Linked DNA regions of Mus musculus: regions 2 and 3 are each linked to region 1. The links are chromatin loops, found by intact Hi-C in ENCODE. Cell type or tissue: left cerebral cortex. All regions are shown on one strand. Region 1 holds the start of Ankrd2 (ankyrin repeat domain 2 (stretch responsive muscle)). Region 2 holds the start of Marveld1 (MARVEL (membrane-associating) domain containing 1). Region 3 holds the start of Exosc1 (exosome component 1).

Region 1 (8,000 bases):
GTAGATTATAGACACTGAATTTTGTCTCAGAATATTTTCAGTTTATAATGGATTTAGTAGTACATTGTAAGTTGAGGTTCATCTGTACAGAACATACTTGGCTCAGGGGCTGGAGAGACGATGGTTCGGTGGTTAAGAGCACCTGCTTCTCTTATAGAGGACCCTCGTTTAGTTTCAGCTCCCATGTGGCAGCTCACAGCCGTTCATAACTCCACTTCCAAGACGTTTAACACCCTCCTCTACTGGTTTCCTTTGACACCAGCCTTGCACATGGTGCACACATATAAAATAAAAATAAGTAAATACAAGGGACAAGAACATACTTGCCTGAAATCTTTATTTCATATTCCTAATGTGGGTTTCCATACTCTTTCCTGCTATTCAGAAAGTGTCCCAGTGCCCTAAATACATAGGGACTGGTAGAGTGAAGTCCCTGATAGGCCAGGGCCAGAGAGGGGGTCAGTTACAGCTTAAGTGGCTTCCAAGATGCTGAACCTGTGCACCTGTCTTACCTAGGTCGCAATGAGCCCTTGAAGAAGGAGCGGCTCAAGTGGAAGAGTGACTATCCCATGACTGATGGGCAGCTGCGGAGCAAACGAGATGAGTTCTGGGACACAGCACCTGCCTTTGAGGGCCGCAAGGAGATCTGGGATGCCCTCAAGGCTGCTGCCTATGCTGCTGAAGCTAATGACCATGAGCTGGCTCAGGCCATCCTGGATGGAGCCAGCATCACCCTGCCTCATGGTAAGCAGGCAGGGCCTGGGCTCTGTCCTTACCTGGACTGGGGCTGGAGGTTTCATTAGCGCAGAGGTGGAAAGCAAGTTTCTCATGTGAGAAGTTTCTGTTTTAGCTGGTGGAGATGAAGGAGTATGCCTATATGTGTGACTGTCTTCTTCGTTTAAATGACTCTTTATGGCATGAACAAAGAAGCACAAGGCACAGAACCAAGCGTAGTGGCACATGCCTGTGGTCATGAGAGGTAGACACAGGGGGAGCTGAAGTTCAAGTTCAAGACCAGCCTAGATTACATGAGACTGTCAGAAGGAGGAAAGGAAGGAGGGAGGGATGGACAGAATCCCCCTTTGCCTAGTGAGAAGACAGGAAGACACCAATAAAACCTACAAGTTTAAAAGGCACTCAGGGCCTGAGAGCATTTGAAGCACTGATCTGGAACCTTCTGCTGCATTGCCGCATTTCTGTTCCTAGCACCCTCATTAGCTGTGAAGGGAAAGTGACAGTGACCTTCAGTCACAGACCTGGGTCTTTTTTTGTTTGTTTTTGTTTTGTTTTTCAAGATAGGGCTTCTCTGTATAGCCCTGGCTGTCCTGGAACTCACTCTGTAGACCAGGCTGCCCTCGAACTCAGAAATCCACCTGCCTCTGCCTCCGGAGTGCTGGGATCAAAGGCGTGCGCCACCATGCCTGGCTTCAGACCTGGGTCTTGACTGTGTTCCTTTCTCAGCTTGTGACTTTTCCTAGCCATATGTCCCAGAGCAGGGCAAGTCTCAGGTTAGAGCCTGAGTCTCTTGCAATCACAAAGGATTAATCGTGATGTGCATAGTACCACCTAGTCTAGTACCAGCACTTACAAGGATACTGAAGACTAAATAAATGTGTTTCCACCTGCATTATATCATACCAGTAAGGAGACAGGGACCCAACCCAACACTTGCATGTGCATTCAGCCACCACAATGTTGAATAAACACATAAGAGGTAGCATCCTGTGGCTGAGGAGCCAGAACCTGATGACCAGGAGGTTAGCCCCAGTCTACTGACTATGGGGAAGGGCTAGGGACAGTGAGGTAGCTGTGGTGAGTGAATTAACCTGCTTACACTGTTGTAGCAGAGGACCACAGGCAGGCTCCTTAAACAGTAGAAGTTTGTTTCTCACAATTTGAGAGACTGGAAAGTCCAAGGTCAAAGGCCCAGCTGTTTAGTCCTGATGATGCTTCTTGGTTTTTTTGCTGTTTTTACGTGGTAGGCGTGCAGAAGAGAGGACTGGGTGGGTTCTCTGTTTTTATTTGGTAGGCATGCAGGAAGAGAGGACTGCTCGGGTTCTCTGGGGCTTTTCCTTGAAAGGAAGCTGGTCCTGTCATTTACCCGTGTAATCTTATTCCTTCCAAATATGCCTTAACATGGGAGTTTGGGGGACACAGCATTCAGTGTGTGACATCAGGCCCCCCAGACTACACTGATCACCCTGCCTTTCCCACAGGAACTCTTTGTGAATGCTATGACGAGCTGGGTAACCGCTATCAACTGCCCATCTATTGCCTGTCCCCACCTGTGAACTTGCTGCTGGAGCACACGGAGGAGGAGAGCCTGGAGCCTCCCGAGCCCACCCCTAGTGTGCGCCGTGAATTCCCACTGAAAGTGCGCCTCTCCACAGGCAAGGACGTGAGGCTCAATGCCAGCCTGCCTGACACGGTGGGGCAACTCAAGAGGCAGCTGCACAGCCAGGAGGGCATTGAGCCATCCTGGCAGAGATGGTTCTTCTCTGGGAAGCTGCTTACAGACCGCACAAGGCTCCAGGAAACAAAGATTCAAAAAGACTTCGTCATCCAGGTCATCATCAACCAGCCCCCACCACCCCAGGACTGACGGACTGACGGACTGACGGCACCAACTCCTAGGAAAAGAGGCCATGGGGGGCCCTGCAGGCTGTGGGGCCCAGTCCTGCCGCCTTCCAGTGCTGCTGTCTTCTTCAGGGGCGCCTCCCACCGCCCTGCTGTATGGCTCTTAGTGAGCTGCGAAGGGACTTGCCCTCTGGGGCACTGGATCCACCAGTGCTCAGCACCCAGGGAGCAGTGCTGCCTGCCACACACAGGCCTTGCCAACCTTGGAGAAAAGGCACATGGCACTCTCCACCACAGGTTGGAGCCATGGGGGCCGTCCTGGCGACCTGTCATCTGGTGCCACGCTGTGCTCACTCCAGTTTTCTGCTCAGGGTTGGAAGCAATTGCTGTCTCCCCTTTATCCCTCACCATGACTCTGCCCTGGGCACAGTGCCAGTCCCCTGGATGGGGAGGGAGCCCGGTGGGCCCCAGGGCTTAAGGAGCTTCAGGTGGGCCTCTCTGCCTCTCCCTGCACCCAGCACAATCTGCAGAGATGAGGCGGGTGGCTGGATAGCCAGGCTTCATGGCAGGGGTTTGCACAGGGCTGTCCCCAACTGTAACCCAGGCAGGGTGGGGTCCGAAGCCTGGTCATAGCCCAGCGGGGCCCTGTGTACAGACACATCTGCATTTTATCAATAAAGCCTTTGCTCCTCTCTTGCCTAGCACATGACTTCCTGTTTCACAGCACGCCAGCCAGCCGGAGCCCAGAGCTTCTGCTGGCTTGGCTGCAGATGGGCACAGCAGAGCATCCAACTGATGCTCCTCCTGGGGGCCCTAGTCTCATCCAACCTCGCTGTGTTCTGTGGGTCCTGAAAAAGGCCACTTCACCTCTGAACACAGTTTGCTTTCCTTTAATGGAGAGATGGTGCCTCCCACCCTGCCTCCTGCAGCAGTTGCTGGGACAATTATGTGTCTGTGTGTGTGTGTGTGTGTGTGTGTGTGTGTGTGTTGGGGGGCGGTCCAGATAGGAAAAGTGAAGGAGCACCCACAGAGGGCAGCATAGCCATGTGGCAACCACCCCACAGGGCCCACATGGGATGCTGTGTCAGAGCGTGGGATGACAAGCTTCCAGAAATGTGCGAGCCAGAGACAGACAGGGCTGTCTCCTCCTGTTTCTTCTGCAGGACTGTGTACATCACCAGAGGGGAATCTCGGGTGCCACTTGCAGTTGTAGAAGTATGGAACATTTGTAGTCCACTGGCAGATTAAACCTAGCTCATAATGACCTCGGGCTCCAGGCTGGGAGTCCCAGGCGAGGAGCTCAAGTGCAGGTCTGCCTTTCCTCTGTGTATTCTCTGTTCTCGGGGAGTGTGACCAGCTCCGCCCACGGCAGTCTGGCATCGCCTAGTACTCGTGAGATGGCCTTAGCTCTGAACTCTGACTTCCTGAGCTCTTAAAACAACACTAGGTTCTGCTGAGGACTCCAGGAAGATGAAACAAACAGATGGACAGGTTCTGTTCATGGCTAATGGACACGCCATGCAGCATAGCCGTGTTTCCCTAGGGCCCATGGGACCCATAGCAGCCACCAGAGGGCAGCAGCCGTTCCAGCTCTTGCTTGGAGAAGGTCTCGGATGCCCACAGGTCTGCTGGGGCTCATACTTGGTTTTTCAGGCTCCCCTGCCTGGCACAAGCTAGACAGCATTTCTGGGCATCCAGCAGGTGGCACTCCAGCCAGACCAATGGCAGCATGTAGGTCCTTTGCAGCCCGTTCACCCTGGCTAAGACTTAGCCAGTTCCCAGCACTGAGGACACACTGGACAGGCCTCTTTCCCGCAGCTGTCCTTCGGGGCGGTGTGCCTTCTGGCTCTGGTAGGCCAGAGGTTAGGGGAGGGGCAAGTTCCCTGGCCTGGACAGTGGCTTCCCATGCTCCCTGGGGCTGTCCGAGGTGAAGGTGACAGGTGGGGGAGGCAGGTGGAGAGTTGAGCTAGTAAGCTCATGACAGATGGAGAAACGAGCCTGTGAGCTAATGACAAAGGCGCCCAGTGGGCGGGGTGGGTGCTTGGGCCTATAAAGACCCCATGCCCTGTGGCTTGCAGAAACAGTCATGGAGGGTACCATGGAGGGGCCCGAGGCGGTGCAGAGAGCCACAGAGCTCATCGAGCAGCGGCTTGCCCAGGAGGAAGAGACTGAGGTGGGAGCTGAGGTGAAGGGTGTCGGGGAGGGAGGGAGGGGGGCCTCAGGGTTAACGGTTGGTCCATCTGTGCTGTCATGAGAAGGGAAAGTCGGCTGCTACCTGGGTCCAGACAACATGCTACTTCCCAGGGCCCAAGCGGGATGTTCCTAACATGGTTGTGGGTGGTGGGAGATGGGGCTTCAGCCCCGCAAACAGGCACTTGGAGGGGGCAGGCCTTCCCGAGACCCTGCCCACTCACCTGGGCTTCAAGAGATAGACTGGACTGGACAGAGAAGACAGATGAGTATTCTCTGGGAAAACCAGAAAGGTAAGGTCCTGACACACACACACACACACACACACACACACAGAATGTCCCCTGGATGCCAGGGCTGGTTGCTGCGGGAGAGCAAACTGACAGGAGTCAGGAAAGGAGATGGGGAAGGGCAGCTGGGACTTAGCCAGGACTGTTGGCAGAGGCCTAATGCACACACGGGTACGTTTTCTCTTGGCTAAGTTAAGTGGGGCTGGACTACTGACTGGTCCTGCTCTACATCTTATTCAAAAACAGTTGAGCCAGGTGTGGTGGTACAATCCTATAATCTCAGAGGTGGAGCCAGCCTGGGCTACATGGTGAGATTACCCCCCCCTGGGGTGGGGGTAGAGGACCAGGAGCCTAGAGTCCAGTGCGTAGGGCGAAGGTGGGCACTAATTGTAACCTTTTATTTGTATCATCAACTAAGAAGAAGGCAGAGGGCAGAAACGGGCGTATGGAAAATGGAGAGTAGTGATGAATGGGTGGGTGAGCCCTTCTGGTCCTCTGGGACTACTCTGGTCAGGATGGAGTGTGAGCTGGACCTTTGGGATTAAGAAGTGTGGTCGGGATGTGGGGAGAGGTACTTGAGGCTAAACAGCAGATAGATAAAAGTGGTCATGAAAATGTGTGACAGACACCAAGAGCTGGGGCTAGAAAGAGGGCCAAGGACAAACCAGAGAAGACCAGGTAAGAGGTGCAGGCTCCGTGAGCAGTGAGGACCACTGACTGTTAAGAGTGCTGTGCCACTGTCTGACCTGTTATAGAGCCGGTTCTGATGTTGCTGATGTTATTAGAGGGGGAAGGGGGAGCCTATCGGAACTCAGAGGCCCCCATCATTTAAGAGAAGTGATGAGCTCAGATTTATCAAGGGGAGTGTGGACAGCAGCCGAGCATCCCAGGAATCTCGCTCCTCCCTCCCCCGAGAGCGTGTGCCCATGGCTGCTGCTGCTGGACAGGAACGTCATCTGCTTGTCATCTCTGGAGTGTGGCCACAAGACACTGGAAGCTTCTGTGAGGGGACACGGTCCTCCCCCATCCATTCATCTAACAAATATAGCCACAGGGCTGCAGGGCCACAGGTACCCACAGTGCCAGCCTTCTCACCCAGCTCCTCTCCCTGCCAGCGTCTTTACAAGCATCCTCTCTAAGCTGAAGTCTGTTCTGTGGAGTCAGGTGGGAGTTTCCTTCTTACTCCGGACCTGCATTCGATTTCATAAACATTCAATGAATGCAAACTCTGCCAGCCCACCAACAAATCTGAGAGGAGTCAGAGTAAGAAAAGGGCAGCACTAGAGTGTAAATTCCTCCTGTATTGGAAGGAATAGAAGGCAATAGATTTGCTGCTCACCAGGTAAAGTCTCCATTAACTAAGAACTACCGGATGGGCAGAGATGCTGCGTCTGTGTGGCCATTACTCATTCACTTGTTCATCGTCTGTTTGATTAACAAGTGTTAAGTGAGCAACTACTCCATGCCAGGCCCTGTCACAATAAATGCTGGAAACAGCAGGTGATTAAGCCCAAATTCCATCCCCCTGATGCTCCCTCATAATCCAGCCAGACTCCCACAAGCTAGTTGTAGCCCAAGGTCATCTCTTTTTTCCTAAAGGAAGATGCCTGAGAACAGCCCTGGAGACTCCAAATCATACAATCCTACAAACCTGCCAGGTTGTGTAGTCAGAAGTCTGGCAAGAAAGGCAGTCAAGGGACCACCAAAATAAACACTGGGAGAGAGTTTGATAGAGCGTTAGACTGTCCTGTGAAGCCCTGAGTTCTAGCTCAGCGCTACGAAAAATCAAAGTAAACGGGAAACATCGGAAATAAAACCTAGAACCTTCCCTGGGAGAGGCTAGAACCAGGGCTCTGTGGGAATGGGCAAGGTGCCTGGGCCACATGAGGGGCAAGTTCTCCCCAGCTGCCCTCCTGCCTGGTTATCCTCAACCTGGGCACATATGTCTACCCACGCTGCTTAGGAGACGCTGGGGAAGAAGTGCCAGAACATCACTAAGACTGAAGCAGTCTGGGAAACCAGAGCTTCAGATGCAGAGAGGAGGCTCGTCATACCAAGACCACGTGACCGTGAAAGCCAGAAGCTGCCGCTCTACCCAAGCTCTGGATATTCAGAGCCGAACGTTTCTGAGAAAAATGCCGTATCTAGCATAGAACTACCAAGCTTTTATATCGCCGAAAGGGCTGTTGTTAGGGGGAGAAAGACGATGGGGCTGGGGACTGTAGCTCAGTGGTAGAGCCCTTGCAAGACCTAAGTTCAATACCTGGGGCTTGGGGGACACCAAGACCAAAATTGCCATCTCTGGTCACAATTATCTCATCAAAACGATTTTTTTTTCCTAATTAGACCCCTGTATCCTTAGGTTCTACCTCTACGGACTCAACCAACCACAGACGGAAACTTTCTTACATTTTGGCTTTGTGTTAAATTTATGTGTGTGAATATTTTTGCCTGCATGTATGTCTTGCATTACATGCATTTCTGGTACCTACAGAGGCCAAAAGAAAGGGTTGTATCCCCTGGAACGGGAATTACAGATAGTTGTTAGCTGTCATGTAGGTGTTAGGAATCAAACCTTGTTCCTCTGGGAGAGTAGCCAATGCTTTTAATTCCTGAGCCATCTAACCCTATGGAAATATTTAAATTTTTTATTTGTAATGAACATGAACAGGATTTTTCCGTCTTTATCCCTTAAACAATAAAAACACTCACATTGTTTTAGTCACTATATATAATATTGAGGTTAAAAATATACGGGACTGTGTATAGGGGTCTTAGGGTTTTACTGCTGTGTACAGATACCATGACCAAGGCAACTCTTATAAGGCAACATTAAATTGAGGCTGGCTTACAGGTTCAGAGGTTCAGTCTATTATCATCAAGGTGGGAACATGGCAGCATCCAGGCAGACATGATGCAGGAGGAACTGAGAGTTCTACATCT
Region 2 (8,000 bases), 110 kb after region 1:
GATTCGATACATTATTGATACATTATGGTTTCGTTTTCACTGCAGGACAAGGAAAAAGTGAACTCAGTTGGTAAAGTGGTTTCCACACAAGCATGAGGACCTGAGTTCGAATCTCCAGAATTCACGAAAACAAACAAACAACAAAAACAAATAAACAACAACAAAACCATGATAGTGTACACCTGCTATCCCAGAGCTGGAGATGCAGAGATAAGAGCATCCCTGGGGTAGCTGAACAGCCAGTCTAGACAAATTGGCAAGCTTCAGGTTCTGTGAGAGCTCAAAAATACACCTCAAACAATAAGGTGAAGGTTGGAGCGATTGCTAAATGAGTAAGAGCACTAGATTCTCTTCCAGAGGACCTAGGCTCAATTCTCAGCACCCACATGGTGGCTCAACACCATCTTTAACTCAACCAGAAGATCTAACCTGCCCTCTTCTGGCCTCTGAGGCCACTAAGCATGTATTTCATATATAGGCACGCATGCAGGCAAAACACTCAGACATACTTTTAAAAAATCAAATAGCAAAAACAACATGGTAAGGTTGAGACAGGGTCTGGGGAGGTGGTTTGGTGATTAAGAGCACTTGCTGCAAAATCAGGAGAATCAGAGTTCAGATCCCAGCACCCTGCTAGGCATGGTGGCACATACCTTCAATACCAGTACTCAGGAAGTTGAGGCAAAAGGATATCTGGGAGTTCAAAACTAGCCTGGGCTACATAGTGAGTTCCAGGGCAGTCAGAGCTATGCTATCTATCTATCTATCTATCTATCTATCTATCTATCTATCTATCTATCTATCTATTTATCTATCTATGCCCTGTCCTGAGAGAGAGAGAGAGAGAGAGAGAGAGAGAGAGAGAATGTGTGAGGCTTAGAGGCTCAGTTGGGGTTTTATTGTTGTGAAGAGACACCATGATCAAGCAATTCTTTTTTTTTATACATTTTAAAAAAGATTTATTTATTTTATTTTATTATATGTGAGTACACTGTAGCTGTCTTCGGACACTCCAGAAGAGGGCGTCAGATCTTGTTACGGATGGTTGTGAGCCACCATGTGCTTGCTGGGATTTGAACTCAGGACCTTTGGAAGAGCAGTTGGTGCTCTTAACTACTGAGCCATCTCACCAGCCTGACCAAGCAATTCTTATAAAGGCGAACATTCAATTGGGGATGGCTTACAGTTTCAGAGGTTCAGTCCATTATCACCATGGTGGGAAGCAAGCACATCCTGCAGGCAGATGTGGTGCTGGAGGAGCTAAGAGCTCCTTGATCCACAAGAAGCCAGCAGGAGACTGTCTTCAGCAAGCAGCCAGGAGAAGGCTCTTTCCACACTGGGCGGAGCTTGGGGATAAAGACTTTAAAGCCCACCCCATAGTGTCACACTTCGTCCAATAAGGCTACTCCTACTCCAACAAAGCCACACCTCCTAATAGCTCCACACCCCATGGACTAAACATTCAATCACATGAGTCTATGGGGGCCAAACATATTTAAAGCACCAAGTTGTTGGGAGGAGGGAGGGAGGAGGGAGAGAGGACTAACATAATAAAGCAAATGTCCACACAAACTCCTGCAGCCCCAGCTCCAGTGTGGGTAGCATCTTCTGGCTTCCAGTCTATCAGAGAAAATGCAAGCCTCGGGTTTAGGAAAGACTGTTTCAGAGGAAGAGAGTACCGGAGAACACCTAATGCCCTCTTCTGGCCTCTCTCTCTATGCCTATACTCACACTTGCACACATACACATGTGTATAGCCCTACCCAGACACACATGTACACATATACACAAAAAACCTTTTGTCCTATTGCTGCGAAGAGCCACCATGATCATGGCAACTTTTTTTTTTATAAAGGAAAGCATTTATTTGGGGGTTGCTTACAGTTTCCAAGGTTTAGTCCGTTATCACAGTGGGAAGCATGGTGGCACAAAGGCAGACAGGATGCTGGAGAGGTAGCTCAGAAGTTCAACATCCAGAGCTGCAGATGGCAGGAAGAAAGAAAGACACTGGGCCTGGCTTGAGCATTTGAAACTTCAAAGCCCATCCCTAGTGAAGTAACATATTTCCTAAACGACCACACATACTCCAACAAGGCCACATGCCTTAAACCTTTCAAGTAGTGCCCTCTACCCCATGACTAAGCATTCACATCAATGAGCCTGTGGGGGGCCATTCTTATTCAAACCACTGCAGACATGATTTTAAAAATAACTTAGAGAGATAGAGGAAGACACTCAGTGTCAACCTCTGGCTTCCACATACACTTGCGTATACACTTATGCAAACATTTAAACATGGAGACACACACACAACTAATGGCCAAATGGTTTATCATTTTCTTCCCTTTTTCTTTTGAGAGAGAGTTTCATGTAGTCCAGGCTACCCTAGAACGTGAAGTCCAGTGGGAGGCTCCATTAACACCCCTGGGGTCTCTTCTTGATGGCAAGACTCAAAAAAAAAAGTCTGGGCCTGGACAGCTGGAAAAGGAATTTGAATAGCAGTCTTATCCCACCGCCTGCCCACTCCATGGGATGTTAGCTAACCAGACCACAAGGTCCCCAGGTGCTCACTGTTGCCCCTGATGTCTTGCCATCAAGAAGAGACCCCAGGGGTGTTCTGACTCCCTCTTCTGGAGTGTCTGAAGACAGCTACAGTGTACTTACATATAATAAATAAATAAAATAAAAAATATATAATTGACACAGGGCTAGAGAAATGGATCAGTAGGGAGTCAGATCTTATTACCGGTGGTTGTGAGCCACCATGTGGTTGCTGGGATTTGAACTTCGGACCTTCGGAAAAGCAATCAGGTGCTCTTACCCACTGAGCCATCTCACCAGCCCCCAGGCCCAGACTTTTGTCCCTAGCTCCTGCTCCTATCCAGAGTTCAGGCTGCTTGTGGCCTGGGGACCCTGTGAGGGACTGGATTAACAAATCACTTAAGCCGGGCGTGGTGGCGCACGCCTTTAATCCCAGCACTCGGGAGGCAGAGGCAGGTGGATTTCTGAGTTCAAGGGCAGCCTGGTCTACAAAGTGAGTTCCAGGACAGCCAGGGCTACCTGTCTTGAAAAAACAACAACAACAACAAAACAACAACAGCAGCAACAACAACAACAATCAAGTCACTTAACTGCAAAACTCTCCTCCTCTATGGAGAAACGAATTGCCTTATCCCCAGGTTGCAGGCTGCGTACACACAAAGAGGGGTCATATATGTGCCATGGTCTTATATTCTGGGTATACCCAGGGGAGACTCCAGCAAGCTCAGAGCCCCCTGGGGATAGCCCCACCCAAAGTTTGTCTTCAGTTTCCTCTTGTCTGAGTACTACCCACCCTCTATGACACTTGTGACTGAAAATTCCCCAGTCGTCCTGTCAAAACTCCCTCCTCTTTTGTGGTTTGCTTATAACCTTCCTTTCCTTGACCTCTTTTGTCCCTTAGCAACCAGTGAGTGCCAACACTTGAGAACAGGAATAAACTCTCTTCCGCCGGGCAGTGGTGACGCACACCTTGAATCCCAGCACTTGGGAGGCAGAGTCAGGCGGATTTCTGAGTTCGAGGCCAGCCTGTTCTACAGAGTGAGTTCCAGGGCTACACAGAGAAACCCTATCTCAAAAAAAAAAAAAAAAAAAAAAAAAAAGTCCTCTTCCTTCTGACATTCTGTGTTTGTATCTGGAAGGTGCTTAGATTTATTGAGTAGGACAGAATCAAAGCTTTTCTCTAAAACTGTATACTTACACTTTTCCAGAGAGTCTGTTCCGCCTCCTTTTAGAATGTTTTCAAGATTCCAGAAGCTAAAAATATCGTCCCAAAGCTTTTGAAAGAACTCTTCCATGTAAGGAGCCCAGTGGAGACGCTTGAAGCTGAAAGTTCATGTCCACCAGGTGGCGCCCTAACCCACACATCTCCTGCTGCCTTTTTTTTTTTTTTTTTTTTTTTTTAAGATGGAAGAATTCTTTCCTTCCTCCTAATGTTAATAGGCTCCCTGCTCCCTTCAGCGGTCCAGCATCCAGATTCAACTGCTAGATGCACTTTAGAGTCTCAGCCATAGGCAAGGGCACTAAGCACATCGTTCCAGGGGCTGCTAAGTTAGGATCAGAACATACAGGTCTGGATTTTCCAGTGGGACACAGACTCTGCGTCACTTTTCTGGGTCCCTGCCAGTGTAGCTGTAAACAGAACATGAGAAATATATAAAAGTGCTAGGATTGTGGATGAGAAGTCATCTTCATCTGTGCCCTAGCAGCTCCTGAAACAAGGTCAACTGCTTCAACGCTCTGAACCCACTCTTGGTCCCTATTGGTGGGTCAGAGCTCAGAACACCATCACCAGGAGCAGTAAATACAACTTCTTCCACGGGGTCTAGCACAATAAACATCCCCTTCCCCAAACCACACATATCTTACATCCCTGGCCTCTAAAATGGTGCTCAGTGTTTAATAAGCTCTCATTGTCTGCTTGCTGCATGAAATTATTTTACAGATGAAGTAATCAGGCACAGAGGGCTGGGAAACCCCTCCTCCGTGCCCGACGATGGAGTGAGCAATGGAGTGAAGAACTCACTCTTGTTCTCAAGTGTTGGCACTTGCTGGTTGCTAAGGGACAGAACTCAAGTAAGAAAGGCTATGCTGTCTTGTGTGGGTATGCTACACACCACAATTTAAGCATTTATAATATGCATCTGGAGCTTTCTTGAGTAGTATGTACTGGGGTGGCAGTGACAGGCCAAAGTTTTTTTCTTCAAAGGGGAACCAGGCTGCAGGGAAGGGCACCTACTGTTCCAGGCCAAGGGGATGGGACTCTGAAGTGTATGATCAGCTGTGGTTTGATGCAGGCATTGTCCTGTAGGCAAATGTGGCTTGCTTAGTGTCTTAGTTAGGGTTTTATGGCTGTGAAGAGATACCCTTACCACTAAAACTCTTGTTACAGTGTCATGGCAAGAAGCATGGTGGCATGCAGGCATACATGGTGCTGGAGAAGGAGCTGAGAATTCTACATCTTGATCCGCAGGCAGCAGAAAGAGACTGTGTTCCACAGTGTTCCAGCTTGAGCACATGAGACCTTAAAGCCCACAGCCACAGTGAAACAGGTCCTCTAGCAAGGCCACACTGATTCCAACAAGGCTACACCTCTTAACGGTGCCAATCCTTATGGGCTAAGCAGTGAGTTTATGTGGGATGTATCTATTCAAATCACCACACTTAGGTCCAGTACTATTCCTGCAGCCAATTGGCAAGCAACTCCATTTGTATGTACTGAGGGGCTCCTACATGCCAGGCTCAGGCAAAGATGGATAAGCCAGAATAGACCAGTTTTTGATGTAGTAGACTCAGAACTAGGGATGATTCAAATGGAGGCCCAGACAAACAAATAATTGTCAATGTGGGGAGCTCAACCTTAAACCAGTAAGTGCTTAAACTGGGTATGTCTGCTGGTGAGGGAGTGTCTGGAAAATAAAGAGCATTCTGAGTTCATGTGGGAAACTTGCAGTTCATAAGTGACAGAGTTTGGACATGAGTTGGGGAAGGAAGTGGAAAAAACCCAAGAAACTGGAAGTTGGTTGGGGACAGATTATGTAATGTGCCACATTGACAGGACACAGCTCCATACTGGGTTGGGAACAGCCAGGTCAGTTGTGTAACATTGCTGAAGCACAAAGGTTGGCTCTTTGGTGGGGTGGAGAGCAGAGAAGCCATCTCTGGCTTCCTGGTCTGAAACCCTTCAGTCTTCAGGAAAAATGAAAACAACTATTGCTCTCCTGTCTTGGGTCGCGGGAAGCTTACATAGAGAGGGCCCTGTAATGTCAATGAACCTTGGCATCGTTGGGATCCTTGCCATCTAGGTCAATAGTTAAGCATACGGGACATGCCATCTCTGAGACCTAGGCCTGTCCTGACCATGTTAGGTGACATGTTTTTAATCTAAGCAAGACGCAAAGATGGCCAGGAAGGAATGGTCGAAGTGTTTGGCGTTGCTATGCTCTGTGCGCTGTGGGTAAGGCAGCTGGGCCTCCAGTGAGTGATAGTTTTCTTACACTGACCAAGAGACCTTCATGGCAAGACAGTCTGAGACCAGCTTTGGACAGGCGAGTTTGTGGTGGGCAAGTGAAGGGTACTGAGGATGTCCCAGTGAGAACAACTGTCAGTTCAGACCTCCTGCTTACTCAGGCTTGATGGGACGCCTCGATGGGAGAGAATTATGTCTCCAGTCTCCTGTGACTGGAGAGAATCAAGAGGGTCCAGCCACAGGCTGGGCAGAGGCTGTTGTAGCTTTCTTCTCGAAGACCTAAGATCGGCCAGGCCTGCGAGGCAGGAAGGGCTGGGGTGGCTCCAGATGTGGCAAACTTGGCCCAGCAGCCTGGGCAAAAGGCCTGTCATGGGCCAGGGGGGTGCGGGCATTCAGCCCTGGCTGCAGAAGGAAGGAATGGGAGCGGAGGAGAAAGGGGGGGTAGCCAGGGTGGAGGGCGCGACGGCAGGAAGCTGGGAGGCGCGAGGAGGGGTGGAGACCAACGAAGGGGACGGCCAAAGAGCGAGTAGGAGGGCTGGAGAGAGGGAGAAAAAGGAGAGAAGGGAGGAAGGGTGCCGATGAGAAGCAGCGCTGAGGACTTGAAGTAGAGGGAGGAGGGCAGGCCTCGGAGCAGCGGGAGCAGCGGGAGCAGCGGGAGCAGCGGGAGCAGCGGGAGCAGCGGGAGCAGCGGGAGCAGCGGGCCCGGGCTCGGGCCGCCCCCGCGAGCAAGGCGCCGCCATTCCGCTGCTCGGGGCGCCGCCGCCGCCGCCGCCGCGTCCGGGGGCCATGCTCCCGCCGCCCCCGCGCCAGCCGCCGCCCCAGGCGCGCACGGCCCGCGGCTCCCTGCGCCTGCAGCGGGCTTTCCTGCGCGGCCCGCTGGGCGTGCTGCGGCTGCTGCAGCTGCTGGCCGGAGCCGCCTTCTGGATCACCATTGCCACCAGCAAGTACCAGGGCCCGGTGCACTTCGCGCTCTTCGTGTCCGTGCTCTTCTGGCTGCTCACCCTGGGGCTCTACTTCATCACGCTGTTGGGCAAGCAGGAGCTGGTGCCCGTGCTGGGCTCGCGCTGGCTCGTGGTCAACGTGGCGCACGACCTGCTGGCGGCTGCTCTCTACGGGGCGGCGACGGGCATCATGATCGACCAGACGCAGCGCCACAGCTACTGCAACCTCAAGAACTACCGGCTGCCCTGCGCCTACCATGCCTTCCTGGCGGCCTCTGTCTGCGGCGGCCTCTGCCTCGGCCTCTACCTACTCTCGGCACTCTACGGCTGCTGCCGTCGCTACCAGGGCAAGGAGGAGGTGGTGTGAGGCCACCCGCTCCACCGCGGCCCAGATCGGTTTAGGGAATCCCTCCCGAACCCTTCCTGCCGCCGCCTAGTGCCGGTGTGCCCCTGCACCCTCTCCCTGCCTGCGTTTCCACTGCCCGCGCCCTGGATCCCCGACGTTCAGTTCTAGTCTGACTGCTGTACCGCAGCTCAGCCCAGATATCAGCTTCCAGGGACCCACGCAGCCATCCGAGGCGCCGACGCACACACCCAGTTGGGCCGCTTCAGGCGAAGCCTGGAAGTCCCTTTCCTCATTCCCTGTCGAGAGCTAGACGTGGACAGGCGCCGCCGCGTAGATCCGGGGGAGGCTCCCAAATTGGAACCAGTCTTTGGACTGCGCCATTGCCCCCTCCCTCCTGCCCTGCAGTCGGAAGAGCATCCCTTCCCTGCCCCCTCTTCCAGCCTAGGGAGGTGTAGAATGCAGTCAGGCAGCTGCAAGAGGAGCTGGGGACAGGCTTTAGCTAGTGCTAGGATGGATGATGGATGACGTCTTTAGTTGTAGTTTGGCTCTCTCCCTGCGCAGCCCTACGTCTACGAAGTCTTTGGGTGGAGTCAGCTACAGAAGTGGTGGATAGCAAAGGCCTGCTGGCTATACCTTACTTAACGACGCAAGTCTTCTCTCCGCCTAAATCCTTGGTGTTCATTCAGATTGGGCCAACTGTACTAAC
Region 3 (8,000 bases), 100 kb before region 1:
GAAAATGCTGTCCCAGGCAGCTGACCTGCTCAAAGTTGACGCTGGGAACTGAGAGCAGCCAGTGCCCCTAACCCAAGAGCCATCTGTCCATCCAGTTTAAGGGAAGTCAGCACCCATCTAAGACAAGTCTGTGGGCTTAAGCCACAGTGGCTACAGTGCTATTATGAGAATTCAAAGAGAATATACAGTATTGATTTTAAAAAGTACTCAGTAAGCCTAAATCAGGTGTGGTGTTGTGGTGAATTGTCTACAATACAGTCCTAGCTACCACAGAGGTTGACACAGGAGGCTCTCAAACTGAAACCAGCTTGTTCTTCATAGCTGCAAGTCTGAACCCAGCCTCAGCAACGCTCTCTCACTGGTCCTTCTTTCCCACTCCCCCAGACAGGGCTTCTCGGTGTAGCCCTGGCTGTTCTTGAACTTGGACAGCCTGCCTGCCTCTGCTTCCCAAGTGCTAGGATTTAAGGATGTGAGCCACCAAGGACTGGCTCAAAATTTAATAAAACAACAACAACAACAACAACAACAAAAACAAAGCCCACTAAGTTTTACATAAATATACAGTATAGGATAACAATCTAGCCCCTTAACACAAGAACCTAGTCTGTGGATGGAATGTAATCTACATTTCAGCTAATTCCTTGACAATGAGATCATTGTGACTTTGTAACATTTTCAGAACAACACAATATTTTTTACTGTAATAGTCTGAGGCCAGCCCTGGGCTACACAGTAAGTTCCAGAGCATCGAGCACTATAGGATGAAACTTTTTCAAGGAAAAAGAGAAAGAACACCCTTTTTCCAGACATGAGCAGAAACAGCCTCGTGGGAATTATGAATTCTTTTTTTTTTTTAATATTGATTCTTTTATTTATTATTATATCTAAGTACACTGTAGCTGTCTTCAGACACATCAGAAGAGGGCATCAGATCTCATTACAGATGGTTGTGAGCCACCATGTGGTTGCTGGGATTTGAACTCAGGACCTTCAGAAGAGCAGTCAGTGCTCTTACCCGCTGAGCCATCTCTCCAGCCCGGAATTATGAATTCTTGATGCTAGGCTGGGATCTTAACTCACTGCATAGGAAATGGTGATGCTGAACTATCTACCTTGATCCTGGAAGTCTTCAGATCAACAGAGTACAGTGAAACTTCTTCAAACAAAATAAACAGAGCAAGCCTTTCTCACCTTTTAGAAATTCATTATTATTATTAGTAGTAGTAGTAGTAGTGTGTGTTGGGTGCACTGAGTGCAGGCTCATGTCCCACAGCAGAAGTGCAGAAGTGTGGAGGTCTGTTCGGTTTACTTTCTGTTACTGTGATAAATACACAGACCAAAAGTAACTTGGGAAGACTCCTAACATTACAGTCCATTATCAGGGAAAGCCAAGAAACGTAAAGGCAAAACCTTAGGGTCAGGAAGAGAAGCAGAGGCCATGGAGAAGTGCTGCTTACTGGCTCTCCTTGGCTTACCCAGCTAGCTTTCTTATACAATCCAAGATCATTAACCTAGTGGTGGCACTGCCCACAATGGCCTGGGCCATCCCATATCAAATGTCAATCAAGAAAATGTCCCATAGACAGGCCAAGCTGACAGAGGCCAATCCTCAACTGAGGCTCCCTCTTTCCAGGTTAACTCTAGTATGTGGCAAGTTGATCAGACCAGACACCATTGTTGAGTTGGTTTTCTCCTGGATTCATATTTACATGGGTCAGCAGGCTTGCATGGAAAGTGACTGACCAGATAAGCCACCTTACTGACTGACCCATGCTCTCCCCCACCCCTCCCCTTTTCCCCTTTGTTTAAGACAGGGTCTTACTATGTAGCCCCCCCCCCCCCCCCCCCGTATCAGCACTAGCCATGTACACCAGGTCGGCCTTGAACCACAGAGATACGCCCGCTTCTGCCTCTTGAGTGGTGGCATTAAAGGCACATGCTGCCCAGTCTGTCTTCTCTCTTTGGGACACAGATCTACCACGCAGCCCGGCTCCCCTTTGAGATCCCCCACCTCTCAAGCACCATCTGAGGAGTGTGCACCTATGCCTGCAAAACTTTCTGTGATGTCATTTCCTGGGGCTGGACAGATGGCTCAGCAGTTACAGAGCACTGGCTGCCCTGGTAGAGGGTCTGGATTCAATTCCTAGCAGGCACACGAGGGCCTATAGTCATCTGCGCCTTCAGTCCCAGGGGGTGCCACACCCTTCCCTAGGCTTTGTGGCACCAGGCATGCATATGACGCAGACAAGGTGACTATTCACACGCGATAAAACAAAACAAAATAAAGAATCATTTGCTAGACCCAAGGGTGTACTTCAGAGGAGTCCATCACTTTCCCACACCCCCCAAACAAAAGTCCTATGCCAGCCAATATGGCAGTCACTAACCACGATTTGCTACTGATTACTTAAAATGTGAAGAGCGTTGGGACTGTGGGGTACAGGGTCTCACTCTGTAGCCTATTCTGGTCTTGAACTACTGTCCAATAACTCTGTTCAGCTTCCAGATACTGAGACCACAGATAGGATGAATCGTATCTATATTGTAGCCTGGCTAAAAATAAAATTTTCATTTTTCTTTTCTTTTGAGACAGGGTTTCTCTAGGAAGCCCTGGCTGTTCTGAAACCACTCAGTAGACCAGGCTGGCCTCACGTATCTACCTGCCTCTGCCTTCTAAGTACTGGGATTAAAGGCCTGAGTCAACACATCCAAATAAACTTCAACAGCCCTATATAGCCAGGCGACTACTGAATTCAGCAGCCGACCATGGCAGCTATAGCACAGTGACTAGGACCCGCTCACCTTACAGGTGACGACAGCTCCCACATCTGGAAGCAACTGGGACTCTGTTTCTCTCATCACTGACACCACGGGAACCTGTGGAGAAAATAGAAAGGTCAGTGTAGTGGCTAAGTAAGCCTTGGTTTGAGAAAGCAGCCTGTAGATTAGTTTTTAGCCTATAGCAGAGGACATCAGTCATTTTAGGAAATAGAGGATCAGAAGCCATTAGAATTAGGTGGCCAGGTTTAATATAGCCTTTCTGATTAGTTGTAAATTACTGAAGATTCTCTTGGAATTTCCTGGTACAAATCCTTTTGCTTATAATTATGAATATCCTGACTCTTCCAAGCTATACTTTTTTTTTTTTTTTTTACACTTCATAAGTCAGATCTTGCAATTAAATGCTACAGAATGGCAACTCTTGTTTTAGTCCAATGGCAGCTGGCAAGTACCATCTTACCTCTCTTGCTTGGTGCGGTTTCCTCACCTTACTAAGTCCCTCCCATGTCAGTGTCCGTCTAACCCATTCTCTACAGGAGGATCACATTCTTTGCTCTCCTCCACCTCTACTTATATTCAGATGACTAAATCCTGTCACTGTCTAGAATGCACAGAGCCTGTTACATGTTCTTATTGTACCGCACAATTCTTTTGTACATTTGCTCATGATTTCTGTCCGCCTCCTCAGTAAGAAAAGCTGTGTATTGGGCTCGTGACTCTATCCCCAGTAGCAAATAAGGGCAGCCCTGAGCAGGTCACATTGAAAGTGCTCAAGAGACATCGATGCAGTGACTAAACACACAGGCTGAGGCTGACTTTATCTCCAGAACCAACAGACTGGAATCTGTTTTTACAAATAAGCTCAACACAAAGAGAGATGTTTAGGTCTAGCCAGTTCCTAAAGAGTTTTTATTTTTTCGGGAGATTGGATCTGTGGTCCCAGGGTCAGCATACTACGTAAGCTCTGTACTGATGAGCCACAAGTCTAAGGTTTTAGTTTTTATTTATTTTTTATCGTCTTACATGTATCAACGATTGCTTTTATCTGTGCCTGTTAGAAGCTGGGGATACGCTGGTGTACCACCAATCGTGGCTCCACTTAAATGTCTAGTTGGGCAAGAATCTAGTGATCAAGAGTAACATTTAAATAAGTGCCCTGGAGGGAGATTCTTGGGCATATCGATCCTTCTGCCACCAAACCCACTTTTTTTTAGTCAGAAGGTCCAGAAGGGCTTCTCTGGGAAAAAAAAAAAACAACTAAAAAAACCGATTAAATAAAGGGGTTGAGCAGGAGTGTGTTCCAGATAGACGACACGTGAATTGCACAGGCTTCGCGACAAGAGCGAGCTTAGTGCACTAAGACACTGGAAATCGCCAGCATTACTACATTGATGTCAGTGACGTGGGACACATGAAAGCGGAGGGGTAGTCGAGATGTACCACGTGAGGAAGCTCTCGGCTGGCTGGGCTACTCTTACATTTGCGTGCTTTTCCCTCCACTTCCTTCTGTGTGCATCCACAGAACTTAAGTCAGATTAACCTAACGGGTGTGCGGCCGGTGTGCTTCAGCACAGCGCAGAGATCACAGCCGGGAGACCAAAGCGTTCTGCGGCTGAGCCACCAAAGACGCGTCCGCCCGCTCTGCCTGTGCCCAAGGACCGGAACTCAACGGCACCCGGAGAGGGAACGCGCGCTGGGTAGCCGCTTCCTTTACCGCGCCATTCTCGCTGGTCTTCATCAGGCAGCCAGCCAGCGACGAAAAGATGTAGCCATGCCGGGTGTAGGTGCCGCTGCCGGGGCTGCCTTCCTCCAAGTTACACAGACGTTCGCCTGCAGAAGACAAGCTGCCTCAGCCACGGGCTCCCAGAAGCTGGTTGCCACACAGCCTGGAACTGCGTGCGGAGACCGCTCACTTACCGGGGATGCAGTACCTCACCGGTGGTGCCATGCTTGCCACCATCCACAACCCGGATGAGAACCAAGACGACTTCTCATTGGTCAGCTAGAGGAGCGGCCTCGCAGTTACACGAGTACCAATTGGCGCCTTCGACCGCACGGGGTGTAAGAGCGAGGTCTGACTCCATTTCCCAGGCTGCCCCGGGACAGATCTCTGGGCGTGCCTTTGCGGGCTCCGGGCCTCGCGCCTGCGCAGCTGGGTGGTGATGGGCGGGCGGCGGGTCCCGGTCCGCTGGCTAGCGCTGTGGGCTGAGGGCCATGGTGGGTCAGCCTTAGCTCGGCCCGGCCTGGGTCCTGAGCTGGAAGGGGAGGCAGTGGGTGGCGGACAGGGAGACTGGGCCTAATCTGGCTGATTGAGAAGCTGGCAGGAGGCAGGTAAGAGTAAAGGCGCGGTTCTTGCTTCCCATCCGAGTCCCGGTGTCCAGGCCTTTAAGTTAAGTTCCTGATCTCTCTACGACCTGCCCTGCGTGGATGCGTCCTCCTAGGTCCGAACGCATTTTCAGCCCCAACTCGCCCATTTCATGAGTTTGAAGACTCAGATCCAGGTTTGCTTTGTACAACAAAGTGTCGAAGTTGGTTCGAGACAGCCCAAGCTTAAGCCGATTTTTTTTTTTTTTTTGGACCTGAGCCCATCATAGATGGACCCTGCTGCACCTGGAGACACAACCTTTTTCTAGTTTTGTAGAACGACAGTTTCTTCTCTTGCAGGCAGATACTCTATAGAGTGTGAGCTCCTTAACTATGAATGAGCAGCTTGACGTTAGCATAGCATTCCTTTTGCTTTTTTTTCCCTTTTAGCATGTTAGCCGGGAAAGAAGCCTTCATTAATAGAATATTGTGCTTTATTGATATCTGACATCAGCTTGAGGTGGCAAAGGTTCCGGGAGCAGCAGCTTTTTCCGGATGAAATTTGCCATGACTTTGATCTCACTTTCATCTATTGGCTCTGGAGTTTATTGCTCTCTCCCCTTCCCTCCCTGTCAGCCAGGCTTCTTTGAGATACAGATGGTGATTTAGGGGAGTGCTCTTGCCTGCTAATCTCTAATCTGGTGGCAGATGGCCACTGTGGCCTGTGGGTCCTACTGAGAGGTGGCAGTACTTGGAGTGTGGAGAAATTATGCTGGCTTTATTCCTCCTCCGTGCATTCAGGTCATTCGTGCCTTCCCGCCACATTTAGATGTAAATACGACTTTGCTTTTTCTCTGTTTCCTGAGGGAAAACTTTTTCACTTGTGGCCCATTTAATACGTCTTTTTCTAGCCTCGTCATTATCCTGATATCCCATTAGGCTGAGGGGAGAGGGTCCTGGTCTCACTCTGTTCACTCAGAGTTGATAGGCACCACAAGCTTTCCATTTTACGGGTTTGATTTCCGGTTTGATTTGTCCTCTAGGTTATTGATCTCTAGAGCTATGATTCTAATACTGGTTTTATTTCTTTGTTAATCAGAAAGGATGAGCGCAGCAAATACTTGGGTGTTATCACATTGGTGAGAGTGTCTTTGCTGGCTCCTGTACAGCTGCCAGCCTTTCCTGTTCTGCATCTCTCCAGGTCATTCATTCAACAAGTATTTATTGAATACTTCTACAAGCCAGGTATTAAGATGTTTATAAGCATTTGATTTAAACCTTGGGCATATGTGTGTATATGTATGTATGTATGTACACGCATACATTTGTATGTATAAGAATTTAAGGTTTAGAGAAGAAGGTTCCAGGACTACTTATGGAAAGATTTGAACCCTAAATAGGGTATACATAGATGAGAATTGGTCAATCGAGCCTTAAAGTAGGCATTTCACACAGAACTCAAGGATGGAGAAGGTGATTGACAGTCGGATTCTTTATAAAGATACATTCTCGTGTATCTCATGCTGGTCTCAGACTGGCTGTGAAGCCAAGGATCATTTTTATCTAATCCGCTTGTCTCCAGATGTACACACATGCCCAGTTTTGAGGATCTTTATTTATTTTTTTTTAGGTGGGATAACACACTATGTTTTAGATAGAACTGATTGTCCTGGAAACTCACTCTGTAGACCAGGCTGGCCTCTGCCTCTGAATGCTGATATTAAAGGCGTGTGCCTCAATCTTTCTTTTTTTTTTTTTTTTTCTAAGATTTATTTATTATTATATGTAAGTACACTGTAGCTGTCTTCAGACACACCAGAAGAGGGAGTCAGATCTTGTTACGGATGGTTGTGAGCCACCATGTGGTTGCTGGGATTTGAACTCTGGACCTTCGGAAGAGCAGTCGGGTGCTCTTACCCACTGAGCCATCTCACCAGCCCCTCAATCTTTCTTTTCAACAGTTCCTTTTAATTCTTTCAGCTTCATAGGAAGTGATGGGAAAGGCCGGTCTCTTACCCTGTGAAGTGGCTATTGGTCTTTTCCCCATTACGCTTCAGTTTTCTTGCAGGCTTTTTTTTTTTTTTTTTTGCATCTTTTTATCTCACCTTGGGGTTTCCAAGATTGTGGAAGGAGATCATTAATGATTTTTGCAAAACTTTTTAAAGTGGGGTTGAGCCAGGGTGCAAGGAGAGTACTTTACTCCAGTTACTGAACTGAAACCCATCTCCACAGCAGAGTAGCTGCATCCAGTTTCTGCTGGGTCATGAGCTGCCTGTTAAATAAGTCAGTGAGGTTGCTGAAGGCAAAGCAGTATTCCTTATCCATCCATCATTAAAACAGATTATTTTTACGAAGCTAATGAGACTATCATGGAAAGTCTGTTGGTGTCTCTGTGTCCACAGTTGTATTCATTGCCTGGGCAGTCAGTGTCTGGGAATTTTGGGGCCAAGACTATCAACCACAGAAATGCTACTTAAACAGAGAAGACCTGGAAAAGCTCCCAAGAGGGCAGGTCCCTCCCACTACTGTCTCATACTCTGAATACTTGAAGTTAACTTGGTTGCTATATCCCAAGGATAAGACTGGGAGTGAAATTGGAGACAAAGTATCTTATGTCATGCAAGTGGTGGTTGACTGTTCTTATAGCTCACAGCCATCTGAAAGTTTCAAGGGATCCTCTGGCTATGGCACTAGGCACAAGCATGGTACTGTTGCAGCAAGTTTGATCACATTGTGAATCCCAAGATTATGTTATTTATTTACTGAAAAACTGTCTAGTTGTGGTGTGGCTCAGATTTTTTTTTTTTTTTAAATATTTATTTATTTATTATATGTAAGTACACTGTAGTTGTCTTCAGATACACCAGAAGAGGGAATCAGATCTCATTACGGGTGGTTGTGAGCCACCATGTGGT

What was found. Peaks named below come from ENCODE experiments on the same cell type or tissue, not always from the same donor. Only the 100,000 strongest peaks of a DNase experiment are listed, where the experiment ranks them.
Region 2: a loop joins it to region 1, with 2.5 times the contacts of the local background. A loop is called at or near these places in 17 of 42 quality-filtered maps.
Region 3: a loop joins it to region 1, with 2.2 times the contacts of the local background. A loop is called at or near these places in 6 of 42 quality-filtered maps.

Annotation. Positions count from the first base shown.
Region 1 is chr19:42,031,373-42,039,372 of GRCm38, forward strand. It overlaps Ubtd1 (ubiquitin domain containing 1), which reads left to right. Exons shown (of 3, transcript NM_145500.3): 2 at 517-744; 3 at 2,217-3,269. The coding sequence ends at 2,602. Ankrd2 (ankyrin repeat domain 2 (stretch responsive muscle)) reads left to right here and starts at 4,655. Exons shown (of 9, transcript NM_020033.2): 1 at 4,655-4,750. The coding sequence starts at 4,664. In left cerebral cortex, a CTCF peak has its summit at 4,147 (motif pointing right); DNase peaks (open chromatin) are centred at 3,322, 3,736, 4,190 and 7,082; H3K27ac peaks cover 416 bases.
Region 2 is chr19:42,140,856-42,148,855 of GRCm38, forward strand. It overlaps Marveld1 (MARVEL (membrane-associating) domain containing 1), which reads left to right and starts at 6,534. Exons shown (of 2, transcript NM_183195.2): 1 at 6,534-8,000. The coding sequence starts at 6,794. The coding sequence ends at 7,315. In left cerebral cortex, CTCF peaks have their summits at 3,851 (motif pointing right) and 3,876 (motif pointing right); DNase peaks (open chromatin) are centred at 3,861, 4,132, 4,527, 5,836 and 3 more places; H3K4me3 peaks cover 1,703 bases; H3K27ac peaks cover 2,960 bases.
Region 3 is chr19:41,928,554-41,936,553 of GRCm38, forward strand. It overlaps Exosc1 (exosome component 1), which reads right to left and starts at 4,761. Exons shown (of 8, transcript NM_025644.4): 1 at 4,699-4,761; 2 at 4,496-4,611; 3 at 2,803-2,877. The coding sequence starts at 4,729. It overlaps Zdhhc16 (zinc finger, DHHC domain containing 16), which reads left to right and starts at 4,892. Exons shown (of 11, transcript NM_023740.3): 1 at 4,892-5,112; 2 at 6,185-6,330. In left cerebral cortex, no CTCF peak of the experiment used is centred here; DNase peaks (open chromatin) are centred at 4,312 and 4,820; H3K4me3 peaks cover 2,674 bases; H3K27ac peaks cover 933 bases.